2 separate regions of the Homo sapiens genome follow, and region 2 is linked to region 1. A link is a contact called in ENCODE Hi-C or POLR2A ChIA-PET data. All regions are on one chromosome and are shown on one strand. The core of a region is the stretch at or near the end of the contact, and the rest is flanking DNA. Distances in the headings are between cores, read along the strand shown. Region 1 overlaps DYM (dymeclin). Region 2 holds the start of C18orf32 (chromosome 18 open reading frame 32).

Region 1 (7,187 bases), core at 2,410-4,909:
ATACCAGGGGCATATCTGCTTTTCAGTAACAAGCACAAGATTGGAAATCTATGTGAGCAGTGTGCAGGAGTTTTGCTAATTGATGGCAGTGGTTAAACTGAGAGGTAGAGTGCACTTGGTGTATATGTTTTAAACATGATCCGCCTATGAATCCAGTGGGTGCAGAGACGTTCCATATTCTTGCTGTTGGAAATCCTTCCTAGTATTTTAATTTGGTCTATAATTTTAGTGGAATTAAACAAGAATTTTTAAAGATTATGTACCTGATTGTGTTGTGATTTAGTAACAGTTAGTGGTTCATCAAAATCTGCTAGCCAGACACTTGGCAGCAGTGGTTAATTATATAGGGATTGTTGTGAGCACATGGTTAGACTTTATCATATACTCTAGTGGAGACCTGATTATTGCTGTCGTTCTCATTATCTTTTTCTTCCCCCCTAAAAATCTCAGGATGGTTGTAGCCAGGGTCAGATATTTAACCATTATATGCCCTGACCATCTTGCTGCTGCTCTAAGAGTTTTGTTAATGTTTGTGTTTTATTTTGTGCTTAATGACTCCCCATTAGATGTAGGATGGAATCCAAACTCCTTAGCATGACATAAGGATACTCCATTCTTTTGCTCTGATTTACCTTACCAGTCTTCTCTGCAACCTACACTTCATGTAGAGGGTGTGAGGTTGAGGTTGATGACAGTTGTCTCCCTAGGGAGATTCTCTTCATGAAATCCAAGGAAGCAAACAGAATATGGCCCAGAAGTGGCAATGGTAATGTTTAAGAGCTTCCTCTATAGTTGTGAACATTTTCTTTTTTCTTTTTTTTTTTTTTTGAGACAGAGTTTCGCTCTTGTTGCCCAGGCTGGAGTGCAGTGGTGTCATCTCGGCTCACTGCAACCTCCACCTTCCGGGTTCAAGTGATTCTCCTGCCTCAGTCTCCCAAGTAGCTGGGATTACAGGTGCGCATCACCACACTCAGCTAATTTTTGTATTTTTAGTAGAGATGGGGTTTTGCCACGTTGGCCAGGCTGGTCTTGAACTCCTGATTTCAGGTGATCCACCCGCTTCAGCCTCCCAGAGTGCTGGTATTACAGGCATGAGCCACAGCACCCAGCCTAGTTGTGAAAATTTTCATAACCACTTCCTTACTGAATTATCTTCCGGGTAGCCCAATGAAGTTTCTTAACCGTGTTTCAGATTTTGTGTGTGTGTGCGTGTGTGTGAGAGAGAGAGAGAGAGAAAGGTTGATTGATTGATTCTTGGGCATAGTTCTCCAATCCCTTAGTAATTGTTTATTGTGATGTCACCAGCAAAACTGACACAAAGAAATGACAGATGTTTGAGATGAGGATGCCCCAATTACCCTGATTTGATCTTTCACAGTGTGTACATGTATCAAAATACCACATGTATCCCACAAATATTTACAATTATTATGTATCAGTAAAAAACAAAATAAAACTGAGATTCCAGTTTTGTGACTCCCATCTGTTTATGTTGCTGCCAAAGTGATAGTGTGGCCATCCTCTGAGAAGAAGGCTTCTAATATATGGATTGCTTCAGGGAGAGTCACACCTGGTCATTGGATCAGTATGGTTGTTGAGAGTTTAGTTTGTTTAGCTACTTTGACTAAGAGATTACTAGTTTTAAGTATTTATCCCTAATTTCCCACTATTGACAGTTTTCAAATTGACCTGGAGGTATGGAATTTATGTATGCATTAAACTTGAAGTATACTGTGTGATACTTATTTAGTCTGAATTAGTATGAATATTTGACACTGCCTTTTTGCCCCCTTTTGTGTGTTTTTACTGCCCAAATCTGCCTTCAGAAACAACATTTGGTTTCTAATTGTAATATTCTTGGAAACACTGGCATATTTTTACAGTACCATTTTACTTTTATTTACTGCAAATGATGGTTTGTTAGTTGCCTGCTGCCAGCACATCTGAGCTCATTTGTTTAACTAAAACAGCATTGTGCATAGATGCCTGTAACAGGCAGCAACAGTTACCAACCACCCCAGTTCCTTACTACCTCATTATAGCTCTAAATCAAGCAAATAGGAAAGCAGATTATTCTTAAAATGTTCCAAGAAGTTTAGAAAATTGAGGGATGGAAGGATGAAAGGAAAGGAATTCTAATGTAACAAATAATTGGTGTGTTGCTTTTGGCAGGGGTGTGCCTGGCTGATTTCTTCTGTAGAAATAACTAACACTTCAGAGTGCAGAAATTGCAGGCATCCTGCAACAAACAGAGCTCTATGACTCCTTTAGTTAATAAATAATTACCAAGTGGTTTTTTTCTGGCTGAGCCACTGTATCAGACACAGTGGGGGATGTATAAGTGAATGAGATCTTCCTGTTCTCTTGGAGCTTATAATGTGGGCTCTGAAGATGCTTCTGCTCTAAAGTGTTGATTGTTGAACGAGGCAGTGGCAGTGGTGCTGTTTCAGATTGTGGCTGTGTGTTGGGGGATCCAGGCCTGGGGGACATAGTCACAGAATGGCAGGTGCTGGCTGGCTCACCACAGTGGGGAGCTTTCCAGATAATTCTGACAAATCAGACTGCTTCAAAAGGATATGCTCTTTTATATTTGGAAAGAAAGAAATGTCTTTTAGTCTGGGTGCTATGGCTCACACCTGTAATCTCAGCACTTTGGGAGGCCAAGGTGGGTGGATCACCTGAGGTCAGGAGTTCAAGACCAGTCTGGCCAACATGGTGAAACGTCGTCTCTACTAAAAATTCAAAAATTAGCCAGGCGTGGTGGCAAGTGCTTGTAATCCCAGCTACTTGGGAGGCTGAGGCAGGAGGATTGCTTGAGCCTGGGAGGCAGAGGTTGCAGTGAGCCAAGATCACTCACTGCACTCCAGCCTGGGTGATAAAGGAAGACTCCGTCTCAAAAAAAAAAAAAAAAAAAAAAAAAGAAAAATAAAAATAAATGTCTTTTAAAAAATATTTTAACAGAAATTTAAACTTGAGCGGCAGACCTTGCCTTGAGGGCTGGAGACTGGGAAGTGTTTCCTAAGGAGCCAGGGGAAATAATTCTGTCTCCTGGTAATGAAGGTCTGAGTGGTGTCTGACAGTGCCTAACTGCCTGCTCTGTACCAGGCTGGAATACTGTGATGAACAAGGAGCCCACAATCTAGTGGGGGCCATAGACAAGCAACTGGGCAATCTTACTGCTGCGTGCTCAGTTTTATGATTGAGAGCTGTTGGGTGTTGGGGTGGAGAATGGACTTCTTACCTTGTCTTAGGTGAGACCTGATCAAAGAAGGCTTCCTGGAAGGAGTGATGTCCAAACCAACCTCACTAATATACGTTGGAATTAATCCCCTTTTCAGGCTAATACTGTTGTAAAAATAAACCAGAGCCCTGTTTTGGTTTTTGTTTATACCCAAAACAAAAATGGAGAGACTGAACTTGGTATTCCAGCCGTCTAGAATACTTTTCCAGCTTTGTAGTTTGCCATTCCCCTGTGTTGATTAACCACCCCTTCCCAGGGCATGCCAGGCTCTCTGTGACTGCGATGCCTCTGCATGCACTATTCTCTTTGTTCTGCCTGCCTGATGTCTCTTGGCCCTTCAGGAAGAATAGTTACTTCCTCCAGGATAGCCTCTTTGATTCCTTCTATGGTACGTTGAGTGCACATCCTGTGAGCTCACACACAGGGCTGGTTTCATAATTCATACTTCCCCTGTACTGAACTGTCTGTCTGCTTTTTCATTCCTCCATGTAGCCTGGAGGCAGAGGCAGCATCTTTCACGAAGCCTAGCATGTCCTAGGCACCCAAGCACTATTTGCTGATGAACAAATTTAGCAGCTTCGAAGATTACAGCCATATGTGTATAATTGAAACTCTTGGTTCCAGTCAGCTTTAAAAGAGAGTGCCATTGACTGAAGAAAGTGAAATAGATTTTATGCATGTGGTCTAGTTATTAATTTCATAAAGCTTTTTACAATCCTTTGCATTTTATACCTCTTTTACTTTTTGTCTGAGTAACCAATAAACCGAGTAATTCATAGTTCCCATTTCTTGCCAACTACTAATGTGTATCATTAAATCTGACCACAGTGATTTATTAATTAGAAGTCTTCTGGTTGTCAACAAAAATCAGTTTTACTTACTATATGCCAGAAAAAGGGGAAGATGTGATGAAGACACTGGAGTGTCTCATAGAATCCAAGATCAGGAACACACTCAGGCTTCTGGAAGAACTGGTCCCAGGAATTGGAAAGCCATCAGCAATCCTGAGGGTCCTTTCTGTTTATGTCTTTCTTTCTGCAAAGCTTTTACTCATCTTTCTTACTAACTGGCTTTCTCTGCCACTCTGTCGGTAGAGGGTGGCCTCCCACAGCCCTAAACTATGCAGCCAAGTTCTAGCCAAATGGAAAGCCTGTCTTTCCATCTCAATTCTAAATTCTCTAAGACTTGGGCTAGGCTTGGGTTAGATGTCTATCCCTGGACTAGTCAGCTGTGGCCAGGAGCGGAGACATGCTGCACATATCTGTCTGCCTCTGCTCACCTCCGAAAAGTAGGTGGGAAGATAGAAAAAGGGGTAGGGAGGCAGCAGACAGAGAGACAGACAGCAGAGAGACATTGTAAGGCTGGCAGACACCTTATAAATATCTAATATGGTGAGTCTCCATAAACTACTACCCTTAAACTATATCATAGGATCACTTCTAGGTTATTTTGTTAAAAAAAGTCAGTCCTAGGTGAAACTTAAAAAATTTAACTTTAAAAAGACGATATCTTTTAAAATATGCATATAATTTGAGACTCTTAAGGTAACGGGATATTCACTATAGTTAGTAAGTCTTAGCTTTGTGTGTATATATGATTTTTATGCATGACACTCTTTAATTGCTGGGAGGTTCTAGCAGCTCTGTCCAGCAGAAATACAAGATAAGCCACATTTGTAATTTAAGGTTTTCTAGTAGCCACATTGAAAAAGTAAAATGAAAAAGGTGAATTTAATTTTAATGTATTTTATTTAACCCCAGTTTCCCAGATATAATCGTTATATGAATATAAAATTAATGAAATGTTTTACATTCTTTTAAAAACCTTTGAAATATGGTGTGTATTTTATGCTTTAGCAAATCTCAGTTTGGACCATTTCAGGTGGTCAGCAATTACACATGGCTAGAACTAAGAGCAATCAGTTTTCTTCCACAGTTTTTCTAAAATTTTCTTGTCAAAAATCTTGATGGTATGAATTACTCTTTTAAAAAGTGCACTTCACCAGCAACAGAAAAGAACCCTGGAGGGGTATGGGTTTTAAAGCTGGTACAAAAGAGTTGCCCATTTGGAGGATTTACTGCACCATGTGTATTGGTAAAAAAGAAAACATAATTTTTAACCAAGTCACCAGGCTCTAAAGCCAGTTCTTGTTCTTCTCAGACTTCTGATTCCTGGAATTTTACTTTAAACTCCTTGGATGCCTCAGTTTGCTTATCTGTAAAAATAAGATTTATAATGGTCCTGTCCCACAGAAGAGATTTTCATGGAATTTAATTGCACCAATATATTTGAAAGTGTTTTGAAAGATATTTAAAGGGTTAAACAAATGTGAAGCATTATTTTAATTTATCATCTATGGGTAAATTACTACATTTTGGAATCAATAATAGTTATCATTTTTAAAAAGTTTTATTTTGTTAATTGACACATAATTGTACATATTTATGGGGTACCATATGATGTTTCGATGCATTATACATTGTGTAATGATTAAATCAGGGCAATTAGCATATCCATCACCTCAAACACTTGTTATTTCTTTGTGGTGAGAACATTCAAAATTATTTTAGCCATTTTGAAATGTAAAGTACATTATTGTTAACTCTAGTCACCTTACTGTATAATAGAACATTAGAACTTATCCCTTTTATCTAATGTAACTTTATACCTGTTGACCTCTCTCCCTCTCCCTGCCTGTCCTACCCAGCCTTCAGTACCACTATTCTACTGTTTATCTCTATGGGATCAACTTTTTAAGTTTTCACAGATGAGTGAGATCATGTGTTATTCGTCTTTTGTGCTTGACTTATTTCACTTAATGTCTTGTGGGTTCATCCAGGTGCCGCAAATGACGGGATTTCATTTATTTTTATGCCTGAATAGTATTCCATTGTGTATATGTACCTCATTAAAAAAATTCATCCATTGATGGATACTTAGGTTGATTCCATATCTTGGCCATTGTGAATAGTGCTGCAGTAAACATGAGAGTGCAGATATCTCTTTGACATACTGATTTTGTTTTCTTTGGATATAGAGGTTGAGTATCCCTAATCCAAAAATCTGAAATCCAGAATGCTCTAAAATCCAAAACTTTTTGAGCACTGACGTGATGCTTAGAGGATAATGCTCACTGTACTATTTTGGATTTTGGATTTTTGGATTAGGGATGCTCAGCTATAATGCAAATATTTCAAAATCGGAAAAAAAAATCTGAAATCAGAAATGCTCCTGGTCTCAAGCATTTTGGGTAAGGGATGCTCAATGTTTATACCCAACAGTCGGATTATTGGATTATATGGTAGTTCTATTTTTAATTTGTTGAAAAACCTCCCTACTGTTGTCCTTAATGGCTGTACTAATTTACTTTCCTAACGTCTTGGTCTGTTTTGTGTTGCTATAAAGAAATACCTGAAGCTGGGTAATTTATAAAGAAAAGAGGTTTATTTGGCTCACACTTCTGCAGGCTGGTACCAGCATCTGCATCTGATGAGGGCCTCAGGCTGCTTCCACTCATGGCAGAAGGTGAAGGGGAGCTGGTGTGTACAGAGAACATATGATGAGAAAGGGTGCAATGGGGCGGGGAGGTGCCAGGCTCTTTTTCACAACCAGTACTAATGGGAACTAATAGAGTGAGAAGTTACCCACTTCTGAGGGAGGGTATCAGTCTGTTCATAAGGGATCTGCCCCCATGACCCAGACACCTCCCATTAGGCCCCACCTCTAACATTGGGGATCAGATTTCAATATGAGGTTTGTAGGGATCAAACATCCAAATTATAGCACCTACTAACATTGTATGAGAGTTTCCCTTTCTCTGCATCCTTGCCAACATTTGTAATTTTTTGTCTTTTTAATAATAGCCATTCTAACTGGGTGATGTGATATCTCATTGTGGTTTTGATTTGCTTTTCCCTGGTGATTAGTGGTGAGGTATATTTTTCAT
Region 2 (7,187 bases), core at 397-2,896, 88 kb before region 1:
CAGGCCCGTATGATTATCTGCTGATGGCCCCACTTAGATGTACATAGCCACTTCAAAATGGGCCCTCTCCCCAAATCTAAGAAGCTTGTTTTCAGTAATTGATCACATTTAGTTCTTTTAAGTCAAGAACCTGAGTGATTCTGTACACTTCTTTTTACATCTAATGAACTTAAGTTCTGTTGATTTCTACCATTTAAGTATTTTTCCCCCTTAGTCCTTAACGACTAGGTTTCCTGCCTCCAGAATAAGCTGAAGTCCTCCAAGATGTACTGTGGTTTTCTCTAAGAAACTTAACACATTTTTCTTTCCCCAGATATCCCAGAAGAAACTGAAGAAACAAAAACTTATGGCACGGGAGTAAATTCAGCATTAAAATAAATGTAATTAAAAGGAAAAGAATGTTGGTTGTCTTTATTAGTGAACATATTTCAAGTGTCCTTACAAGATGGATCAAATGAGGATTTTTTAGGATTAGAACTAGAAACACAAGATTGTTTACCCTGCACCATTAAAAACCATTTTCATGGCTGGGCACAGTGGCTCATTTCTGTAGTCCCAGCACTTTGGGAGGTGGAGGCTGACTGCTTAAGCCCAGCCAGGGCAACATGTCAGAACCCTGTCTGTTAAAAAAAAGTAAGTGTGGTGTCACTTGCATGTAGTCCCAGCTAATTGGGGGGCTGAGGTGGGAGGCTGCAGTGAGCACTACTGCACCCCAGCGTGGGCAAGACAGAACAAGACCCTGTCTCAAAAAAAGTTTCATTATCCCAAAAGGAATTTGCAGTGGTTTTCTTTGCAGAACAATCCAGTATGTGAATATACCAGTTGATCATCCCCAGTTGGAAATGGCTCCATTGAGCATTGCCTTTGAGTATGATAACAGCACTCAGGCTCAGGTTTTGAAGCTTTTTAGGTTGATGCTCAACCTGTATCATTTCGTCAATTGATAAAGGGGTTTTGTTTTTGCTATTAGGAACGATGGTACTGTGAACGTTTGTGTGCAGATTTTTGTGTTTTCATTTATTGAGTATATACTAGAGTGGAATTGCTAGATCATAAGGTTACCTGAGTAAACATCTGAGGAACTTCCAAATATTTCCAAAAAGGCTGCACGCTACATTTCCACCAACGGTTTATGAGGGTCCCAGTTTTCACACAACTTCGCCAACACGTACTGACATCCTAGCGAGCGTCAGTACTTTTCGTTTATAAAGTGATGTAACTGCTTCTTTTAAGCAACTGACGTTTGTAAAGTTGGCCTTAATGTTAGTTTGCTCTGCCCTTGAATTTAAGAAACCAGCAAAACTAATAGCTTATCCACAGTTGCCTCAACGGCCTAGCTGCCACCTTCCGTGTGGGTGCCGCGCCGTTTGCACAGGCATCATCCTTTACCGAGATCCTGCGTTCTGGGTCTGGGTGTAGTCAGGTCAGGCTTTCTTCCCGCAGCGAAGCTTTTAGTTGGGCATCTGGGACGCGCAGGACTTTCGCGCTACCTGCAGGCCGCAGAGCCGGAAGCCTCGCCGCGCCCCTTGGGCAACACTGCTGCGTGCTGTGCGACCCCGGGTTGACGCAAGCGCGCCTTTGTCGTCCCCGTTGAAGGCGCCCATTGGCTCGGCTGCGGATCGTCCCTCCCTCCGGAAGTGCGGACATTGTCAGCTGCGTTTCCGCGGTCGCGGGTGAGTGTGCCCGGGCTAGCGGCCTGGGTTGGGCTTTGTAGCTGCTCCGCAGGCCCAGCCCGGGCCGCGCTCGCAGAGTCCTAGGCGGTGCGCGGCCTCCTGCCTCCTCCCTCCTCGGCGGTCGCGGCCCGCCGGCCTCCGCGGTGCCTGCCTTCGCTCTCAGGGTACCTTCCTTCCGCGAGCGCGCTCCTCCGCCCTCCGCCCCGCCCTCCCCTCCCCTCTGTCTGTATTCTTTGTCCACCACCGGCGCCCTCGGAGCTTGCATTTGCCTCTCCGATACTTTATATTGATTTTGTTCTTTTCCGTGGCCAAGTATCGGTTTCACATCCTTTCTATGACCTTCACCGTTAGGCCTCTGTTCTCGTCTCTTTTCAATCATTGTCATTGACTCAACCTGTCCCCGCTCCCTCTGTCTCCACTAAGATGACATGCTCAACTGGATGACTTGGAGGAAGGTGACTTTCCCTGTTATGCCTTCCCTATTTCGGATGGAGCCTCAGACTTTAACTGTCTACTCTGTTGTCTGGACTTAAGTTGAGTGAAAGAAGATTCCTCTGCAACAGCTTTAATCCGTTTTGCTCGCTTTGTTGGCTTGGAGCGAATAATTAAAATAATAATATCTCGTAGCCACCTTCTAGACTTTTCTGACCCAGTTTCCATATGTGTGAAGTAAAATATCTTACCGAAGTATTATTATGAAGATTAAAAGATAAGATACAAATAGGCTTCATTCCGAAGAGAGCTAAAAAGTCTCTTAAAAGCCGTAATTGTGGCGTAAGTGATTAGTAGTATTTGTCCTCGAGAGTTTATGTACATCGTACTGTGTGCGAACTTACTTAAAACACAATTGCAGAAGTAAAAATGAATCTTTATGATGGAGGGCCTGTCAGTCACTAAACTAGTACTGGTAGCATTGTCAGTTGTTTTGAAGGGGTTTCGTTGGTTTGGAAAGTTTGGTAAAAGTTTGGTAAAAACATGACCATTGTGTTTTTGGAAGAGGAAAAGGCAAGAGCATTGAGGAAAACCAGAACTGGAAATAATGGTCTTAGAAGCTCTAGTTACCAGTTACCTCTGTGAGAACTTTGGACAGGTTACAACTTTTGGATTTTTTTTTTTTTTTAATCTTGAGACAGGGTCTGCCTCTGTGGCCCAGGCTGGAGTCCAGTGGGCCATCATAGCTCACGGCAGTTTCGGCTTTCCTGGGCGCAAGCGGTTCTCTCCTTCCTCAGCTCCCCAAATACCTGGGACTACAGGCGCGTGCCATCACACCTTGCTAATTATTTAAAAAAAAAAATTAGGCCAGGTTCCAGTAATCCCAGCACTTTGGGAGGCCTAGGCGGGAGGATCATTTGAGCTTAGGACTTTAAGATCAGCATGGGCAACACAGTGAGACCTCATCTCTACTAAGAATTAAAAAATCTGTCGGGCATCGTGGCGCAGGGCTGTGGTCCTACCTACTCAGGAGGCTGAGGAAGGGGGATAGCTTGATTCTGGGAAGTCAAGGCTGCAGTGAACTCTGAACACAGGTGGTATGTTTGAGCCACTGCACTTTAGCCTGAGCAACAGAGCAAGACCCTGTCTCAAAAAAAAAAAAATCACTATTGCCCCAGCAATTGATTTTATTTTATTTTATTTTTATTTTTTTTTTTTCTGACACGGAGTTTTGCTCTTGTCACGCAGGCTGGAGTGCAATGGCGCAATCTCAGCTCACTGCGACTTCCGCCTCCCAGGTTCAAGCAATTCTCCTGCCTCAGCCTCCCCAGTAGCTGGGATTACAGGTGCCCACCACCACGCCCAGCTAATTTTTGTATTTTTAGTAGAGACAGGGTTTTGCCATGTTGGCCAGGCTGGTTTCGAACTCCTTACCTAAGATGATCCACCCCCTCGGCCTCCCAAGGTGCTTGGATTACAGGCGTGAGCCACCGCGCCCAGCCTCAATTTACATTTTTGTTTATAGCTCTTGCTTGTAATTCATTTCAAAGACATTCAGATTTGATTCTCTATGCCACCGTTTACCTGTATTGTGAATAATTTTTAAATGTCTAAGCATAGTGATGGTGCTGACTCAGTTGCCAGCAGATGCTACTTAATTTGCAGTATTTTGAAAATAAGAAATCTTTTTTTTGAGACGGAGTTTTGCTCTGTCACCCAGGCTGGAATGCAGTGGCATGATCTTGGCTCACCGCAACCTCTACCTCCCGGGTTCAAGCAATTCTTCCCCCTCAGCCTCCCGAGTAGCTGGGATTACAGGCCTGCTCCACCATGGCTGGCTAATTTTGTGTTTTTAGTAGAGACGGGGTTTCACCATGTTGGTTAGGCTGGTCTCGAACTCCTGACCTCAGGTGATCTGCCCGCCTTGGCCTCCCAAAGTGCTGGGATTACAGGTGTGAGCCACCACACCCGGCTCATTTTTTAAACTCTAAATAGACATAGTAGCAAGGGTACCCAACCTCACTGATTGAGGATTAAATGAGTTGTTATATGTAAACTGTCTAGCACCTACCAAATGTTGTTGTTTTTCCTTTATAATCAAATTCATGATTAAGGAGCAGTGACTGGAAGTTTGGAAGCAGGCACCTCATTATTATTCATGCCTACCACCTATTATTTCTTTATTTTGAGATGGAGTCTTGCTCTGTCACCTAGGCTGGAGTGCAGTGGTGGGATCTCGGCTCACTGCAGCCTCTGCCTCCTGGGTTCAAGCAATTCTGCCTCAGCCTTCCGAGTAGCTGGGATTACAGGCGCATGCCACAACACCCCGCTGATTTTTGTATTTTTAGTAGAGACAGGGTTTCACCATGTTGGCCAGGCTGGTCTCGAACTCCTCACCTCATGATCCACCCGCCTTGGCCTCCCAAAGTGCTGGGATTACAGCCATGAGCCACTGCACCTGGCCTATTTCTTTACCTTGTAGATAGCAGCTTTTTATTTAATAAAGTCTTTTTTTTTTAGCAAATATAATAGTATGTTTTAAGTTTTTCCTACACTGTAGAAATAGTCCTTTCGTGTGTGTGTGTGTGTGTGTGTGTGTGTGTGTGTATATATATATATATATATATTTTTTTTTTTTCTTTTTTTGAGACAAAGTGTCTCTGTGTCATCCAGGCTGGAGAGCAGTGGCATGAACACGGCTCACTGCAGCCTCAACCTCCTGGGCTCTAGTGATCCTCTTGTCCCAGCCACTTATGTAGCTGGGACCACAGGAGTATGCCACCATGCCCAGCTAATTTTTTGATCTTGTAGAGACAAGGTCTCACTTTGTTGTGCAAGTTGGTTTCAAACTCCTGGGCTCAAGCTATCCTCTTGCCTCCCAAAGTGCTGGGATTACAGGCGTGAGCCACCACATCTATCCCCTTTCAGATATCTTAATCTTGGTAAATTCTTTCAGTTACTAATCTGTGATGAACTAATTTTTTTCTTCACATATATCAACAGTTGAGGAGCTCAAGCTTGGGAAAATGGTGTGCATTCCTTGTATCGTCATTCCAGTTCTGCTCTGGATCTACAAAAAATTCCTGGAGCCATATATATACCCTCTGGTTTCCCCCTTCGTTAGTCGTATATGGCCTAAGAAAGCAATACAAGAATCCAATGATACAAACAAAGGCAAAGTAAACTTTAAGGTAAGAACATTCACATGCCTTGAATAAGAGCAGTGAAAGGGGGTGGTACTTGGGTGAAACACTAGATTTTGGAAGGACAAGTTTTAGAACCAGAAGCTTCAATAGTTTGTGTAACATTTGGCTTAAATTAAAGTTTTAAAGTAGGCCTCTGATTAATGCATTTGTCCTTTGGCCAAAATGATAACCATATTTTCTGACTGGTAAGTGCAATGGTAAATAGCTAATGGATGAGGAGAGATTATGCTGATACAAACCAGTTTCACTGATTGATGACTTTGATAAGAGATTTAATTAGAAGGATCATAGAGATTTAAAAAAAAAACAATTTTTTTAAAAATGAGTGGACAACTCTGTTGTCTTTAGAATTGGTGCTTTTTTAGATTCAGCTTTGTACTCAGCTGCACTAATTTAGCCATCCGGCCCGTTTCTGGAAGCAAAATGTTTTCACTCTGGAGCTTGTCTGTTTTTAAAGAGAATGTTTCTTGAGCTGGGCGCGGTAGCTCACGCCTGTAATCCCAGCACTTGGGGAGGTCAAGATGGGTTGATCACCTGAGGTCAGGAGTTTGAGACCAGCCTGACCAACATGGTGAAATCCTGTTTCTACTAAAAATACCAAAATTAGTGAGGCGCGGTGGTGGGCACCTGTAATCTCAGCTACTCAGGAGGCTGAGGTGGGAGAATTGCTTGAACCTGGGTGGCAGAGGTTTCAGTGAGCCGAGATCACATCATTGCACTCCAGCCTGGGTGACAAGAATGAAACTCCATCTCAAAAAAAAAAAAAAAGAGAGAGACAGAATGTCTCTTAATATCTTTTTGTTGTAATAATTTCTTTCTTTTTTTTTTTTTGTTTTTGTTTTTGTGATGAAGTCTCGCTTTGTCACCAGGCTAGAGTGCAGTGGCATAATCTTGGCTCACCACAACTTCCGTCTCCCAGGTTCAAACGATTCTCCTGCCTCAGCCTCCTGAGTAGCTGGGATTATAGGCACATGCTACCATACCCAGCTAATTTTTGTATTTTTAGTAGGGACGGGGTTTCACCATGTCAGCCAGGATGGTCTCGATCTTCTGACCTCGTGATCTGCCTGCCTCAGCCTCCCAAAGTGCTGGGATTACAGGCATAAGCCACCGCACCCGGCTTGTTATGATAATTTCTAAAATGTTTTTTCATTTTAGGGTGCAGACATGAATGGATTACCAACAAAAGGACCAACAGAAATCTGTGATAAAAAGAAAGACTAAAGAAATTTTCCTAAAGGACCCCATCATTTAAAAAATGGACCTGATAATATGAAGCATCTTCCTTGTAATTGTCTCTGACCTTTTTATCTGAGACCGGAATTCAGGATAGGAGTCTAGATATTTACCTGATACTAATCAGGAAATATATGATATCCGTATTTAAAATGTAGTTAGTTATATTTAATGACCTCATTCCTAAGTTCCTTTTTCGTTAATGTAGCTTTCATTTCTGTTATTGCTGTTTGAATAATATGATTAAATAGAAGGTTTGTGCCAGTAGACATTATGTTACTAAATCAGCACTTTAAAATCTTTGGTTCTCTAATTCATATGAATTTGCTGTTTGCTCTAATTTCTTTGGGCTCTTCTAATTTGAGTGGAGTACAATTTTGTTGTGAAACAGTCCAGTGAAACTGTGCAGGGAAATGAAGGTAGAATTTTGGGAGGTAATAATGATGTGAAACATAAAGATTTAATAATTACTGTCCAACACAGTGGAGCAGCTTGTCCACAAATATAGTAATTACTATTTATTGCTCTAAGGAAGATTAAAAAAAGATAGGGAAAAGGGGGAAACTTCTTTGAAAAATGAAACATCTGTTACATTAATGTCTAATTATAAAATTTTAATCCTTACTGCATTTCTTCTGTT

Evidence for each region. A loop is a pair of places that touch in the nucleus more often than their neighbours do. ChIA-PET counts read pairs that join two places held with the same protein, here RNA polymerase II (POLR2A). Pooled maps may share reads with other maps.
Region 2: a loop to region 1 is called in a pooled map, with 4 times the contacts of the local background. The contact joins the promoter of C18orf32 here to the enhancer-like site in region 1. A Hi-C loop is called at or near these places in 3 of 50 pooled maps. POLR2A ChIA-PET finds 5 or more read pairs at or near these places in 4 of 52 experiments (Caco-2, WTC11, activated naive CD4-positive, alpha-beta T cell and 1 more).

What each region holds. Positions count from the first base shown.
Region 1 is chr18:49,395,668-49,402,854 of GRCh38, reverse strand. All of the region lies in intron 2 of DYM (dymeclin), which reads left to right. Among named protein-coding and RNA genes, the nearest start is that of DYM, 61 kb to the left of the region's middle. RefSeq lists a silencer at 1,177-1,226. Within about 2 kb of position 3,659, at least 5 of the 41 ENCODE cell types and tissues checked have a DNase peak (open chromatin) inside an H3K27ac peak, as active enhancers do; they include endothelial cell of umbilical vein, where a contact is called at or near this core.
Region 2 is chr18:49,481,693-49,488,879 of GRCh38, reverse strand. It overlaps C18orf32 (chromosome 18 open reading frame 32), which reads left to right and starts at 1,646. Exons shown (of 3, transcript NM_001035005.4): 1 at 1,646-1,837; 2 at 5,109-5,296; 3 at 6,470-7,187. The coding sequence starts at 5,132. The coding sequence ends at 6,535. It overlaps RPL17-C18orf32 (RPL17-C18orf32 readthrough), which reads left to right. Exons shown (of 7, transcript NM_001199356.2): 6 at 5,109-5,296; 7 at 6,470-7,187. The coding sequence ends at 5,288. It overlaps RPL17 (ribosomal protein L17), which reads left to right. Exons shown (of 7, transcript NM_001035006.5): 7 at 314-399. The coding sequence ends at 361. It overlaps MIR1539 (microRNA 1539), which reads right to left and starts at 1,507; the gene lies at 1,458-1,507. RefSeq lists an enhancer at 1,588-1,747 and a silencer at 1,788-1,917.